Linked DNA regions of Homo sapiens: region 2 is linked to region 1. Evidence: chromatin contacts called from ENCODE Hi-C data. All regions are on one chromosome and are shown on one strand. The core of a region is the stretch at or near the end of the contact, and the rest is flanking DNA. Distances in the headings are between cores, read along the strand shown.

The links. A loop is a pair of places that touch in the nucleus more often than their neighbours do. Pooled maps may share reads with other maps.
Region 2: a loop to region 1 is called in a pooled map, with 15 times the contacts of the local background. The contact joins the enhancer-like site here to the promoter of TUBE1 in region 1. A Hi-C loop is called at or near these places in 6 of 50 pooled maps.

Annotation. Positions count from the first base shown.
Region 1 is chr6:112,084,177-112,091,511 of GRCh38, reverse strand. It overlaps TUBE1 (tubulin epsilon 1), which reads left to right and starts at 4,030. Exons shown (of 12, transcript NM_016262.5): 1 at 4,030-4,102; 2 at 4,206-4,279; 3 at 4,904-4,956; 4 at 7,266-7,323. The coding sequence starts at 4,078. It overlaps FAM229B (family with sequence similarity 229 member B), which reads right to left and starts at 3,921. Exons shown (of 4, transcript NM_001033564.3): 1 at 3,792-3,921. RefSeq lists enhancers at 3,861-4,050, 3,785-4,316, 4,451-4,500.
Region 2 is chr6:113,627,580-113,634,914 of GRCh38, reverse strand. It overlaps LINC02541 (long intergenic non-protein coding RNA 2541), which reads left to right. Exons shown (of 3, transcript NR_125844.1): 2 at 7,240-7,335. Among named protein-coding and RNA genes, the nearest start is that of LINC02541, 19 kb to the left of the region's middle. RefSeq lists enhancers at 2,560-2,609, 3,480-3,619, 3,640-3,939. Within about 2 kb of position 2,519, at least 26 of the 41 ENCODE cell types and tissues checked have a DNase peak (open chromatin) inside an H3K27ac peak, as active enhancers do.

The DNA.
Region 1 (7,335 bases), core at 2,781-5,280:
CACTACTGAGGTACCTTTCTGAGTACTCAACTCAATGTTCCAGCTATTTTAAGGTTTCTCCACTCAAGATACGGGGAATGTGAATTAGTCCTAGCCCTATGTGAACCCTAGGAATTGTTCTGCCCGCTTATTTCCAGTGGTTCTTTCCTCAGTCTTACATAGTTTCCATGAATCCATGCAAGGATCAGCACTCAGTTTAGGCTCATGAGGAACTCCTTAAAGATTTTCAGAGCTTTGTTTTTGCATACTCTCTAACAAATAAAGAAACAGATAAAGAAAATGTGGTATATATACACAATGGAATACTATTCAGCCTTAAAAAAGAAGAAAATGCCGTCATTTGTGACAACATGGATAAACCTGGAGGACATTATGCTAAGTGATATTAGCCAGCCACAGAAAGAGAAACACTCCACTTAGATGTGGAATCTAAAAAAGTCAAGCTCATAAAAGTAGAGAGTAGAATGGTGGTTACCAGAGGGTAGCAAAGCTGGAGGGTGGGACAGGGATAGAGATCAGAAAGATGTCCAACGGATACAATAAGTTTCAGTTAGGAGGAATAAGTTTTATAGATCTATTACATAGCATGGTGACTAGTTATTAATAATATATATTTCAGAACTGCTAAAAGAGCAGATTTTAAATGTTCTCATCACAAAAAAATTCTGAGTATGTGAAATGATGGATATGTTAATCAGATTGATTTAATCATTCCACAATGTAAATATTTATCAAAAAATCAACTGTACCCCATTAATATACACAATAATTAATCAATTTAAAATCAAACAAATCAAAAATGGACCAAATAATGGCAGATCATCAGCCTGAGTGCCAGAAGGGGGATAACATAAAGCATAGCCCCCAGACACCCCTCAATGGACATGTATCATGTACAAAAAAAAAATTGTTGTTTTACACCACTGAGATTTTGGGGTTGATTGTTACCACAGCACAACAAAGTTTATGCTGATGTATACAGACTTTGGTCCAGACTTAGGTACCGCTATAACAAAAATCTAAAATATAAGTCACCATACCTAAGTGGTCAAGCAGCAATTAACAAGGAAACTGTTGTGGAAAGCTAAAAGGATAGTGATCTATGTCACCCAGGAACAAACCTATTGGGAAAAATCTTTGGAAAACTCTGTGATAACCTAGAAGGCATGTGATTTAACTAATGAATTTAAATGTTGGGAGAAGAGGCTGGAAAACAATAACATGTCAGTTGCTACTGTTTGTCAAGTTATATGAGAAAGAGATGAGCTCAGAAATGGCGGTGTGCAAGCAAGAATAAAAACAGACCACCCACAACTCTGAATTATATTTTAATGACAACTTACAAAAGCTACAGAATAATTTTCTTCTAAAACATTTTATTCCCCTTCAGAACTTTGCAGCATGTTTTCAATGCCTTCCAGTACTGAATGTGCTATATAGATGAGTCTAAAGTACTCTAATTAATTGTTTTTTCTTCATCCCACTCCCCCGTTCATTTCATGCCTAGGTACCTAAAAAATTCTCTCTTTATTCTGAAAAGTTGAATGCCTTAATGAGGCTGCATGTCTTGGTGTTGATTTTTCTATAAATTGTCCTATAGAACATAGTGTGTATCCTTTTAATCTATGTATTTTTCTTCCTTTTTTTTTATCAAGTACATTTTTTCCTCCATTTGCTGTGGGCACATGTTAATCTTATGTTGAGCCATCTTTGTCTCCTTCATACATATTATTTTTAATAACTTTCATATCTCTGGGTTTTGCCTAGTATTGTTATTATTTTAAGACTTTCCTCTACATTATAATTTGATGTGCATCTCTCTAGTCTGCTTCTTAAATGCTTTTAAAAATTATTTCTTTAAGTCCTTTAAGGTGGATGTTGTTGTCTTCAGTTAATTTCCTTAGTTCTTTTATCTCCATTTTATTTCATTTATTCATCAAATATTTATTTACTATCTACTATATGCAAGGTACTATCCCTAGTAGTGGATAAAACAACAAGACTCAGCCCTCATAGAGCTTGAGTCTTATTATTTTAGTATCTTGTCTTTAAGTTCCTGTTTTATTGCATTCATATTCTTAAGTTCTTCTTCAGCACAAAGTAGATATGATGAATTTTCTTTTCTCCCCTCTTAGGCTAGGTTTTACCCCAAGGTCTTGTACTTTATCCATCTTTTACATCGTTCCTTCCTTCCTCTCCCCCTTCCCTCCCTCTCTCCCTTCCATCCTTGTCTTCCTTCCTTCAATTTTAGGAGTCCATAGGATTCCCAATAATTTTTTTCTTTTTCATTTTCAGCATGTGGAATTCTGTTCACTCTATTTGCTCTGTATGTTGGTCAGCTATCACTACAATAAAACTGCACCCCAAAATTTCAGTAATTTCAACCAAAAACATTTCTCTTGCTTATAATATTCTGAATAGCCCGCTGCGGTTCAACCGATCTCAACTTGGCTCACCCGGGTTTGCATATACGGAAGTTTTGGAGTGGCTGGCATGTGAGGCTCTACCTTGCTTGGCTCTTAAGCAGAACTGTCTCTCAGTCTGATTCTCTAGAGACTGAAGTTATTAATAAGATGTGTTAGGACTTTTCTTTCCTGTGTGGGGAATAATGACTGGGACTGCATGAAGGGTAGGGCTCTGCAAAGGCCAGTGTATCATCTCACCTAGCACTGATAACACACTGATACAGACCTATTCACATCACTGCCTACAAACTGGACCAAGACTTGCAAATTTTGGAAGCCCCAGACGTTGGGACTTTAGCATCAAGACCTAAAATGCCCAACTTTACCTCTACCACTGACCCCATACTCAGTAAGAAGTTAAGAATAAATCCAGCCTACAAAAATTTACTGACCGAAAGCTGCCTATTACCAAAAGATATAAAATCCATTGCAACTTTAAACCTACCGGCTACCAGAGAAATTTAATAGTAACTACTACGTGTCTTGGTGGGACAATAAAGTGTTCTAATCCATTGAATATTACAGTTCATATTAGCACATATTCATAGCACATACCATATAACTTTTTATTAAACAAAGAAGACTTCTTAGAGTTTCGTAGTTCTTCAGAATTTTTGTGGAAAATATTAATTTCATTAAAGAAGTACTTGAGTTCTTAATTAAAATCTGGTCTAATTTGATCAATAGAAGTTTACATATTTTAATGTTTGACAATTTTAAGTAGTTGGTAATTGTCATAATGCCTAACTTTTTAATCTTCTCCTGCCTATCCCATCTAAATACCCATCTAAATGCCTAGTGTTAATCTCGTGTCTTCTATCAGACTTCTACATACTCATCTACATCCTCAACCACTGAATCCTATTGCACTTATAGTCAACGCCACACAATTCTTTAAGTATTTCGCGTGTATGTCTTCAATTAGATTGTAAGCTTCTTGGAACTGGATCTATGCCTTAATTTCTTTCTAATCTTCCCAGCGAGCCTACAAGTTAATTTGGGGAGTATACAGCGTTCAACAAATACTGGTTGGGTCTGTGACCTTAGCTTTGCCATTTTTGTCAAAGCGTATAACCATCTAGTTTCAATTGTGCCCTGACATGACTATTTCTCTGGGGTTTCTCTTTGCTCAACGCCATTGTTCATTTTCTATTAGAATAAAGGGCTTGTTGAACAGAGATGCCAACGCAGCGTCCCGTGGAATCTGAATAAACGGACTGATCCACCGCCCCGGGTGTTGAGGCTGTGAACAAAAATTAAACCTCTGATAGCCCACGAACAGCTTAACGACACATATTTTAAAATACCACTCCAAAGCCTAGTTACCTGCCAGTTACCCCGGCCTCCGGAGCTGCCGATGCTCGAAGATGTTGACAAGGCAGCTAGGATATACAGTCCAGAAGCCCAGTCGCTACGGTAACGGTGACACGCAAGTGCACTTGCGCGGCCTTCTGACGGAAAACCTTAGCCTGAACCTACAGACGTGCTTAGCGACGGCAGAGGCTTGCGGCAGTAGCGTGACTTACGGCAGCTCTCTAGCAGAGCGCCGTTGCTGGGGGAATGCAGAAGCGGCCGCGGGCTAGCAAGCTCCCGGAGCCGGCGGCGCACCACCATGACCCAGTCGGTGGTCGTACAGGGTAAGCTACGCCGGGCGGGTAGAGACCTGGTCGCCGCGGAATCCAGCGGCCATGTTTCCTGCTTAATGTCCTATTCTCTTTCCTTCCTCTCCTCCGGTCGCAGTCGGCCAGTGCGGAAACCAGATCGGCTGCTGCTTCTGGGACCTGGCACTAAGGGAGCACGCCGCGGTCAACCAGGTACCCGCCCGCCGCCGCGAGCCCCCTCGCCTGTCAGCTAGGTCTTCCAGCCCATACGCAGGAAATAATCGACTTGAGCTTTCATCTGACCCGTTTAAGATGCATGGGATCTTCCCAGTAAAGAACGTACTGGTTTTTAAACATGTTGCGTCAGACACACACTAAACTAAAAGAACACTGGCCAGCGACCTTAGTCTTAACGTTTTTCCTGATTCTCAGGGTCTCCTCTTTATTGGTGTTCGTGTGCAGAACAGTGAGATTTGTATATGGGAAAGTACTTTGTAAAATAGATAACACGTGTGGTTATTGTATTCCTTAATTTAACCAGTCAGCTTTTAAAAAGATTACGAAGAATCCAGAGAACGCTCATTTGATGGACCTGTCCTACAGTCCTATGGGTGAAATCCTTTCTTTAGCACCCCCTGCTGAACTTTTTATCTGTAGATCTGGCATTTACTCTTCTAAGGAGATTGGGAAGAGTCAGGCTCCGCATTTTGTGATACTTGGTTTTTCTTATCAGAGTCTCATCCTAGCCATTACAGTATTATGTAATTAAAATTGAAAGAACTTGATTTGGGCGAGAAGCAAAACCTAAATGCTATTAACATATGTTTTTCTTTTTAGAAAGGAATTTATGATGAGGCAATAAGCAGCTTCTTTAGAAATGTGGACACCAGGTAAGATGGGATTAAAGTCTGTCACAGTGTGATACTTTAAGTTTCAGTAGCTTGGGAGAGAATTCTTCAAAGGACAATAAAAATAGCCAGCTGCGAAGTTGTGTTTTTTTGTTTCATTATTGAAAGCATATTTATTCTATTAGATTATTAATATTCTTATATCATTTTCCCGAAGAAGACAACAGATTTCCCTTTAGTGTGACTTCTTTTAACTTAACCTTGAAATAAGTTTCATTAAAAGAAAGCTGAAATTTTCCCAGAGGGCATCTTGTTAATGCATCCTGTAATAACTAACTTTTGAAAGAAAAATATATTGTTTACATATATGCTGTAAGTATAAAAATATACTTAAAAAGGTGACAAGCAGTTGTTGGATTGTTTTTGTTTATTTAATAAAGAGTATATGTAAGTACCATATATGTTTTATCTGGAAGAGTAATTTAAGTTGCCGTTTAGGATATCTCCATAAGCTTTTAATATTAAATCATTAAGTTCATGCATTTTCAAAATACTTCATAAAACTAACTGTCCTGTGCTTAAACTGAAAAATACATACTTCGTGTCAGGCTTTAATCCAATAGGAACATCAGTTCTAGTTTAAAATAGTTGGCTGGGTGTGTGAGCAGTTATCTTCAGAGAAAGCTGATTAGTCCGCGCTTCCTGGGTGAATTCCAGAGTCTATCTAGGGCACTGGCTTGCAAACTCAGAAGTGTCATTGGCATCTCGAGATGGGTTCAGTGCTCTCCAGTACAGCCAGGTTAACCAAAGACCAAATTCTCATTTTCATAGGCACATTACTTTATCTTTTGTAGGAAATCTAACTGAAAAGCTGTGTAATAATCTGAAGGTTGCTTGGTGACCATGGAATCAGACCAAAGGAAGTTAGTTACTTTAATGGCTGGTATCATTTATATTTATTTTATGGAGATATCTGTCATATAGACTATAGATTCCCTCTTATTTGTAGCCCACAATATCCTCACCTCTAAATTCTCTTAGGAGACTCAAATTTGCTTCTGTCATACTTCCTTTCCGGCGCTTCTCTTGCTAAGTTCCTACACCCACCTCTTTACTTCTTGTTACCCAACGCTTACATTGAGTATTACATAGTTGAGACTCAGCCTGGGAGCTTTTCTTTCTTCATAAGGTGACTCTTCATAACTACACTCTCATCTACTCTGTGTGTTTTATACTTTAACCTGAGAGCACTATTATTTTCCCGGTAAGTTTGGCAAACAGGGTTGTGGCATCTTGCACTTCTTTCTGTGTACTATCAACACATGCAGCATCTGTTCCACAGCTTAGTACAAAAAATATTTTTCAAAGTAAAACCATATCTTTGTGTACTATTCTTATCAAATTTTTATACCTTTTGAGTAGCATGATAGGAATTTACCTACAGCATGGGTTGGCATGCATATATTTTCTGTAAAGGACCAGGCAGTAAATATTTTAGGTTTTGTGAACCATAAAGTCTTTTGCACCACTACTTGATCTGTAGCATGATTGTGGGCATAGGTAATACATAAAGGAATGGGTGTGTCCACATTTGAATAAAATTTTATTTAGGAAAACAGGCAGCTAGTTGAATTTGGCCTGATGATTGGCTACCCTTCATATATTCCGTCTTGTGAACTGTCTTTATTGACCCATATACTGCGTTAGATTTTAGTACTTTGGCAACTTATTTCCAACGTGAAATTCTGAGAACAACCTTAGATACTCAATGGTAAATACCAGTTATATCAGTTGATGGGTGTTAACTGCAATAGAAAACTACATTAATGGTGGCTGAGGCAGTAAAGGTATTCATTTATCTCACAAATCTGCAAATCAGATGTTCTAGGTTTAAAGGAATGCCTCAAAGATCTAATACTATATATGTTCCACTGTCCATAAGTGTGTTGGCTTTTTGTACTTGTATTATTACTTCATGACTATAAAATGGCAGTCTTCTCCAGGAATCACATCCATATTCAAGTTTGAGGCAGGAAAAAGAAAGAAGATAGGCACCAACTGCATCTGGTCCTTCTTTAAAAGCTTCCCAGAATACTTCCCCTTTATCTCATTGGCTAGAACTGGATTACATGGCCAGCCCTAACTACAAAGAAAGCCAGGAAACTAAGTACCTCACTTTTTCAGCCTAATGGGAGGTAAGCAAGGAAGAAAGAGATTAGGAATAGCTGTTGTGTCTGCCTTACCTGGCCTATAAGCAGTCTTATTATATAAATGGAAGTTAACTTTATCACCTGATAGTGCTATTAGCCATGGAAGATCTTATGACCATTTCTCATTTTTTTATCTTTCAGAGTGGTTGGTGATGGTGGAAGTATTTCCAAGGGAAAAATATGTTCTTTAAAAGCACGAGTAAGATACATA
Region 2 (7,335 bases), core at 1,270-3,769, 1.5 Mb before region 1:
TGAATGATGTTGCTTGCCTGTCAGATAATTTATTCACTACTTTCCCCCACCCCAGCATTACCCCCTTAGAAATCAATAGGCTTTCTAAACGGGTTTCTCCCTTTCATCCTTCCTTCTCTGCCACACCCCCATCACCAACATTTCAGATCCTCTTAGCACATTTATTAGTCCATGAGGCCTCTTCCTGAAGGTCACACTAAGTGTTAATAGTGGTTTAGTGAGTTTCCCCAACCCACTAGGAATCTTTAGAAAAGCAAACAAATACACTTTTAAATGGGAAGTGAATTGAGTGGGGAGTGTACGCTCTTCAAGTAGGGGAATTTTGTGATTTGGGGCATGTAGGTGTAGAGTGAGTGTGAGAGGTTTAGTGCTTTCCTGTACCCATTTAACACCCGGACCCAGGCCCATATTTCTTTCACTGATTGTGCCAGACGTTTTATGTGTTCTTCCAACAGTACCAGTACTGAGTAATAGTACTCAAGTTTATCTAGAAACTCAAGTTATCACCATGTCCAAGTAAAAGAACCATCATCTCTGTTCAGCCTTGTCTCTCTTCTGTGGAATCTTCCCCATGTTGCATAACTATCTTGGAGGGAGACATGTTCTCTCCCATTTATATAACCTTGTTCTCTTCTAGAGAAACAGCTCTGTGTTAAAGACACTTGAGGGAAAATGGCATTACTGATGAGATGATATTTAGTTGTCCCTTCAGAGCCAAAGGGCAGTGATTCAAAAACATTTAGGGAAATAGAAGTAACTCTTTGTAAGCTAACCAAACAGTGACCTGAACTCTTTTACCTTGTGATTTCTTATGAGTGCTTAGTTTAGTCGCCTGAAGATCAATCTTGAAATTAACAGGCTATTTTGGATTATAACAAGATTATTTAGAGACTCAAACATTCCAGAGTTCCTTTAGTAGATGACTTCTATCATGACAAGCAAGCTAAAAGGTCAGTGGTCCCAAAGTGGGGTGCACATGATCTATTGAGGTACAGAAAAAGAGAATAATAAAAATATATAAATGTATCATTATTAATAAATATAATCTTTAAAAAGATGAATTTTTATGAATGATTTATATTATTCACAATAAATTAATAATGATTATGTCATTCATAAATAAAAACATAGATATATGGTAGTACATGCTTAAATTTTATTTAAACTAGTAAGAAGGTGGGATCAAATACAGTGAAAGTCTAATGGTTAGGTAACACTTTGGCTGTAATACCCTCTTCCCTCTAATCAATGCAGTATAATAAAGACAGGTTCTAATATCTCCTCCTGAAACTGGGAGGAATTTTAAACATTCTCCCTTCTACATCATCAGAACAATATAGTTTTACTTTCACTACCTTTAAAAACATTAAGGAAAGTAGAGAACAATATTCAGATTAGTTATAAGATCAATTTTCCTATCTCCTTCTATAAGTTTCTAGGATTTTGTATATTTGGTGTGTAACATACTAACTATGTTGTATTTTTCTGTGCTTTTAGTCACAAAAAGATCCTTGCTTAAAACAAACATTTTCTAAAGACATCAAAGGCCATGTAGAAAAACATAATATAAAAAGTATTTGCAAGCTGGGTGTGGTAGCTCCCATGTCTGTAATCCTAGCACTTTGGGAGGCAGAGGTGGGAGGATCACTGCTCCTCACCCACCTACAGGTGGCTCCCATGCTTGTAATCCCAACACTTTGGGAGGCAGAGGTGGGAGGATCGCTTGAGCCCAGGAGTTTGAGACCAGCCTGAGTAACATAGTGAGACCCTGACTCAAAAATTAGCTGGGCATGGCGGCTCATGCCTGTAGTGCTAGCTATTTGGTCTTGAACTCCTGGCTTCAAGCAATCCTCCCACCTCAGACTCCCAAAGTGCTGGGATTACAGGCATGAGCCACCACACCTGCCCTATCCTACCTATTTGGGAGGCCAAGGTGGGAGGATTGCTTGAGCCTGAAAGGTCGAGGCTTCAGTGAGCCATTATTGTGCCACTGCACTCTAGCCTGCATGGCAGAGCAAGATCCTGTATCAAAAAAAAAAAAAAAAAAAAAGAATTTACAGTTGTGTGCCATAGCTTATTAGCAACAGTAGAGAAATTATAGCACAATATTTGCTGATACCACAAGGGAACACATATTTGTGGTGTCTATCTTTCATGTGTTTTTATTTTAGGAAATGAATGCTGATGTTAGGCAACTTAATCCCTTCCTTGTGACTTTTGCTCCTATTTCCAAGCTGGGTATCTCTTACACAGGCATTAACAAGTAGGTTGACTGTCGGGACAAGCCCAGGGATGGCATTGTTTCTATTTGCTGATAAATGACTCTGGGGCTGTGAAGACTCAGACCCAAGGAGTGACTCAGAAAGTCAGGGGCCCATGTCATTCTGCTCTGGGTTCAGACGTGCACTGCAGCAGCACCGGGACTTGACAGCCCTACGGCTCGATCAGCTTTCTGTTTTCATTGCCTTACGATGCCATGAGTGGAACTATTGTCAAATCAGAGTTCACTCCCCAGCTTTTCAGTCTTTCCCCTAATTCTTGCTCTATCAGAGGTCGAGGACAACAGTATAATGATTCATAGGTTCTACTTCCTGGCAAGTAATCATTTTCCCACGGTGAGTAATGATTTATGCTGAGAGGGGTAAAGAATTGTGATTTGCTTTTTTCTGTGTGGCCTTTCTGCTGACAGAGGGTTGGCTAGGAATACTTTTTTTTTCCATTTGTAAGGCCATCTAGAAAATGTTTTAAAGCATTTTAATTTTTTAAACATAGGCTCTTTAAATATATATATTATTCATAGAGAACTGGAATAATCCCCTCATATACTTTGTTAAAAAACAAAGACAATTTTGAAATTTCCTTTTTTATGTTGGCATGTGAGGACTCGGTGTGCCTCATAGAAGTCAAGAGCTGTAGAGGCCCACTACAACCCCACTTTTTAGATGGGAACACTGAGACCTGGAGAAGTTACTTGAGTTGTCCATTTCCACAGAACTGGCTAGTGACAGAGACAGATTGAAGCTTAAATTAGCTCATCATAGGCTATGATTTTATCTAACTTTAGGCTTACTTGTACCATGTCATAAGGGGAAATCTAGGTTTAAAGAAGTCCATGACTTTCACAGTGAACCACATGAATTAATGACAGAAGGGCCAAGGCAGAAGCATAGTAATTGGTATCGGATGGACCTTGGCTTGAATCGTGGCCCTGGAACTGGATGATGTTGGCTAATTTACTTAATTTATCTGAGTATGTTTTCTCACTTTACAGATGAGAATGGGGATAATAATGTCAATTTCATATCATCTGATGTAAGAGTAAGAGATAAGGCATGCAAGGCTCCTGACACATGGTAGGCTTTCAATAAACAGAAGCTCTAATTATTTTTTAAAACTAAGCGACACCTGTCCTTGCTCTCTGGGTTTCCTTTTCAAAGCAGCCCTAGTTATACTTCGCACTATCTTAGAACTTTGCTTTGTCAGACTCAACAGTTAGTTTTCTCAAGCCACTACTGAAATTTTTCCCTTAGTACTCTGCATCTGAGTTGTCTCATTTCCTGGAGGCCCTGTCACAGGCCAGTAGGCTGTTACAGAACATGATCTGAAACCTCACTGGCAAGGGAAGTCCCCTTCAAAAGAGGCATTTTTTTCCCCTTCTGGAGTTTCACGCTTCTCTTTCAGATTATGTAGGCAACCCCTCAACCGGAGGACACAGATGAAGGTCCTGCCCCGATTGTCCTGTGGACAGTGTGGGTGCAGTGGGGAGGCTGAGGGTCTGGGCATATTTGCCCCATATGTCGTCACTGCCACCATTTCTGCCTCTGTACCTCCATGTCCTTTCAGCTTCCCCACAAATGGCCTTTGTTTTTTTTTTTCTCTTCCCTTTGGTCTCCCCCTCCCACCTCACCAGGACCAACTCTTGAAACACCCAGTGGGAAATTTAGAGGAGTCTGTGATACGTGGGGGAGTATTGGAGCTTTGCATTTCTGTGTTTTCTTACTTCCTTTAGAGCTCACAGGGATTTCCTAAGCAGTCTCTTCTGTGCCCAGTGGCCAAGACTGGCTCCCTCCCCCTGTGATGGGGAATTGCCACCTAGGTGCAGGTGGTTCTTCTTTTACTTCTTCTTTTCTAAAAAACACAGTTACAAAAATATACACCTTATGTTCAGGTCTTGCAATGAAAAAAATTGCTCTAGTGATTTTTGTAGTATTTTTTCTATAACTGAAATGCTATTTACATATCATGATAAGAGATAGTCCATTTCATTAAATGGGCTCATTCCTTTAATTGAAGTGTGTGTGTGTGTGTGTGTGTGTTTATTGGCATACTTTCTAGATATTTTGTCACCAGGGAATTTCCCACTTGAGTATATGTTGTAACATAAGTGAATAGTCTGCAATATTTTTTTTGAGACAGAGCCTTGCTATGTTGCCTAGGCTGCAATATTTTTTAAACATTAATATTTACATAGAGATTTGTACTAAGTGTTTTGAAAATCCTTTAAATCACATTAAATATCATAAAAGAGATTTTTCATAATTAGAAAATATAGCCTCAATCCCATCCTTTTATTGTAATGATTGGTTTCATTTTCATATATTAACTTTCATTTTTTATTCATGTATTATAGTTTCATTAGGGTAGGGTCTAAAATTTGTGCTATCAAAATGAAACTAGCTATTGCTTCACGTTTACTGCAATAAGCCCACCTGCTTTTCTGATTTTGTGTGCACTGTCCTCTGTGAACTGTAATGGACCAAGTAACTATGAAACCAACATCTTCTTCCCTAGAGGATGGTCCCCTGGGAAGCCCCTGGATCAAGCTCCAATTCTGGCAGCTTCTCTTTCTTTTAAGAACAACAGATAAAGTTCCAGCATGGCTTATTTTATTTATTCCACCAATATGTATTCAGAGTGTACTAAATATTGAATGCTACTATGTTAATTGGGGACACAGGATGTATAATCACTTTGACATATTGAATATGGAGGGAAAACACAGGGAGGAAACTATTTTGGTGCTTTTGTGATTCTGTAAGTGGCTCAGAGTCAATTAGAGGAAAACATGATCTCTGTTTTTGGGTTCTGCAAGGTTGGAAGAAGTGGATGTGGAGATAAAGTAAAATGAGGGGCATGGTAAACTGTGGCCTGGTGGTGGGGTGGAGTTTGTATTTCAGGATACATAAAGTAATGAGCCCTATGATTAATAAAGCTAAGTTGAATACCTAACCCATGGGTTGGATAGCTTAGTATCTGGGACAATAAACTAGGAGTTTTGTTTATTTGTTGGTGAGTGGGGGAGGTGGGTATGGGAGATTTAAACTGAATTAGCAGGATTGAATCTCACTGAAAAGGAGGGAAAGAAAATTCTAACAGATTTCAGGAAGACAGAACTTTATTGCTTATGTAACCAAAAAGTCCCAGGCTGGAATTGACCTCAATTTTAGCTGAAATTAACTCTTTCAACAAAAGTTCTGTAAGTTTGCCTTTTTTCAGCTTTTGACTTAGCTTTCTTCCTTATTCTATTTTAGGCAGCCTTCCTCACATGATGGCAAAGATGGCTATAAACATTTATGGCTTAAATTCTACAAGTTTTGAAGCTTTGTTGGGAAGTATATGTCCTTTTTGCTTTGTTTGGCCCAGCTTGGCCAGTCTCAATCCATATGGTTTGGATGGGGGCTAATCTTGGAGGCAGGTGGTGGGATTGGCCCTTATCCAAACCATATCAATTGAGAATGGCAAATGGTACTTCTTCAAGGGGAAGGAATGTGTTGTGTTATCAGGAGAGGCGTGCTGGGTAGGTGAAAACCAAGAATGACCACAATGCAGATCCCTTTGAGGATCTGTTGAAAGAAATGGACCTTCTCTCTTTAGAAAAGTACTCTTGGCTGGGTGTGGGGGCTCATGCCTATGATCCCAGCACATTGGGAGGCTGAGGCAGGAGGATCACTTGAGCCCAGGAGCTTGAGACAATTCTGGGCAACATAGCAAAACCTGACCTTTATTGAAAAGATTAAAAAAATATATTAGCCAGGTGTGGTGGCACAATCCTATAGTCCTGGCTACTCAGGAGACTAAGATGGGCGCATCTCTTGAGCCCAGGAATTCAAGGCTGTGGTGAACTGTAATCATGCTACTGCACTCCTGTCTGGCCAGCAGAGTGAGACCCTGTCTAAAAAAATAATGATAATTATAAAATAAAACATAAAGCACATATAAACATAACATTATTCTGCTCACAATTTCAGAAGTTCACAGACCTTCTGAAGTTATATATATCCATACCCTAGAGTTCCATAGATTCTAGCTCAAAAACTCTGCTCTGTAGTGTGGAATAATTGTGGATAAGCACTGTGACTTTTTGGTCATAATATCTCCCACACCTAGTGGAAAGACTTACTTGTACATTAAGTGATTACATGAATGAATGAACCAAGTAACATTTTTTTTGTGTGATCTAGTATACTGGTATTATGCTCATGTTTTACATATTTACCTTATTCATTCTTGTAACATTATTTTATGAATAAAGAAACAGAAACTAAGCTAGGGAATAAAGTGAGCTGAAAACCTAGAATTGACAAACCTGGAAAGGAGATGAGAGCAGCTGTGAAGTTCAAGGGCAGAAAGTCTGTAGGAGCAGGGGGTTAGTCCGGGGTGTCAGAGAATGTTGTGGGATTCACTGTTGTGGCTCAGCTGATCCTAGTTCACAGCCACAGCCAAAGAGGCCATCCCCTCCGAGGCCTCAGGCCACTATGTGGCTGCTAACCCCCATGTAGTTCTTGACAGAGGCAAAAAAATTTTACCATTTTCTCCCTGTAATAGCCCCTTAAAATAATACTTTAGTCTCATATTTTTAGTTTCTACTTCAGAACCTGCCTCGAGCTAAAACTGTATTGTTGTGGTTGAAATTTATTTTCAACTCAATTATTGGATTCATTCATGGGATAATTAGAAGCCCCATAGACAGTTGCTCAAGTTAGTTTAAACTCACCATTGGAAGATCCCAGAATTGTCAAGGTTGTACTTCTGAAAAAATGATGAAAACTATAGGTAAATGGCTGGAGAGCAAGCAAATTGAACAGCAGATAAAAGAGAATGTCTTCAATCTTATGGCGTATTAAGTATTGGGTCAGCAGAAGAAAGTGGTTGAAACAATTATCATGAAGTCACCAAGTTTGGCAGATTTGAGAGATCACATGTTTAAAGAGAGATTTTTGTTCTGTTTTCTCACCTCAGGGCCCTTGTGAATTGATGAATATGAAGACACTAAGAAAGCAGAAATAGAACTGAGAAGAATGAAATAACTGTCTCTACCTTTCTCGAATTGTCTAA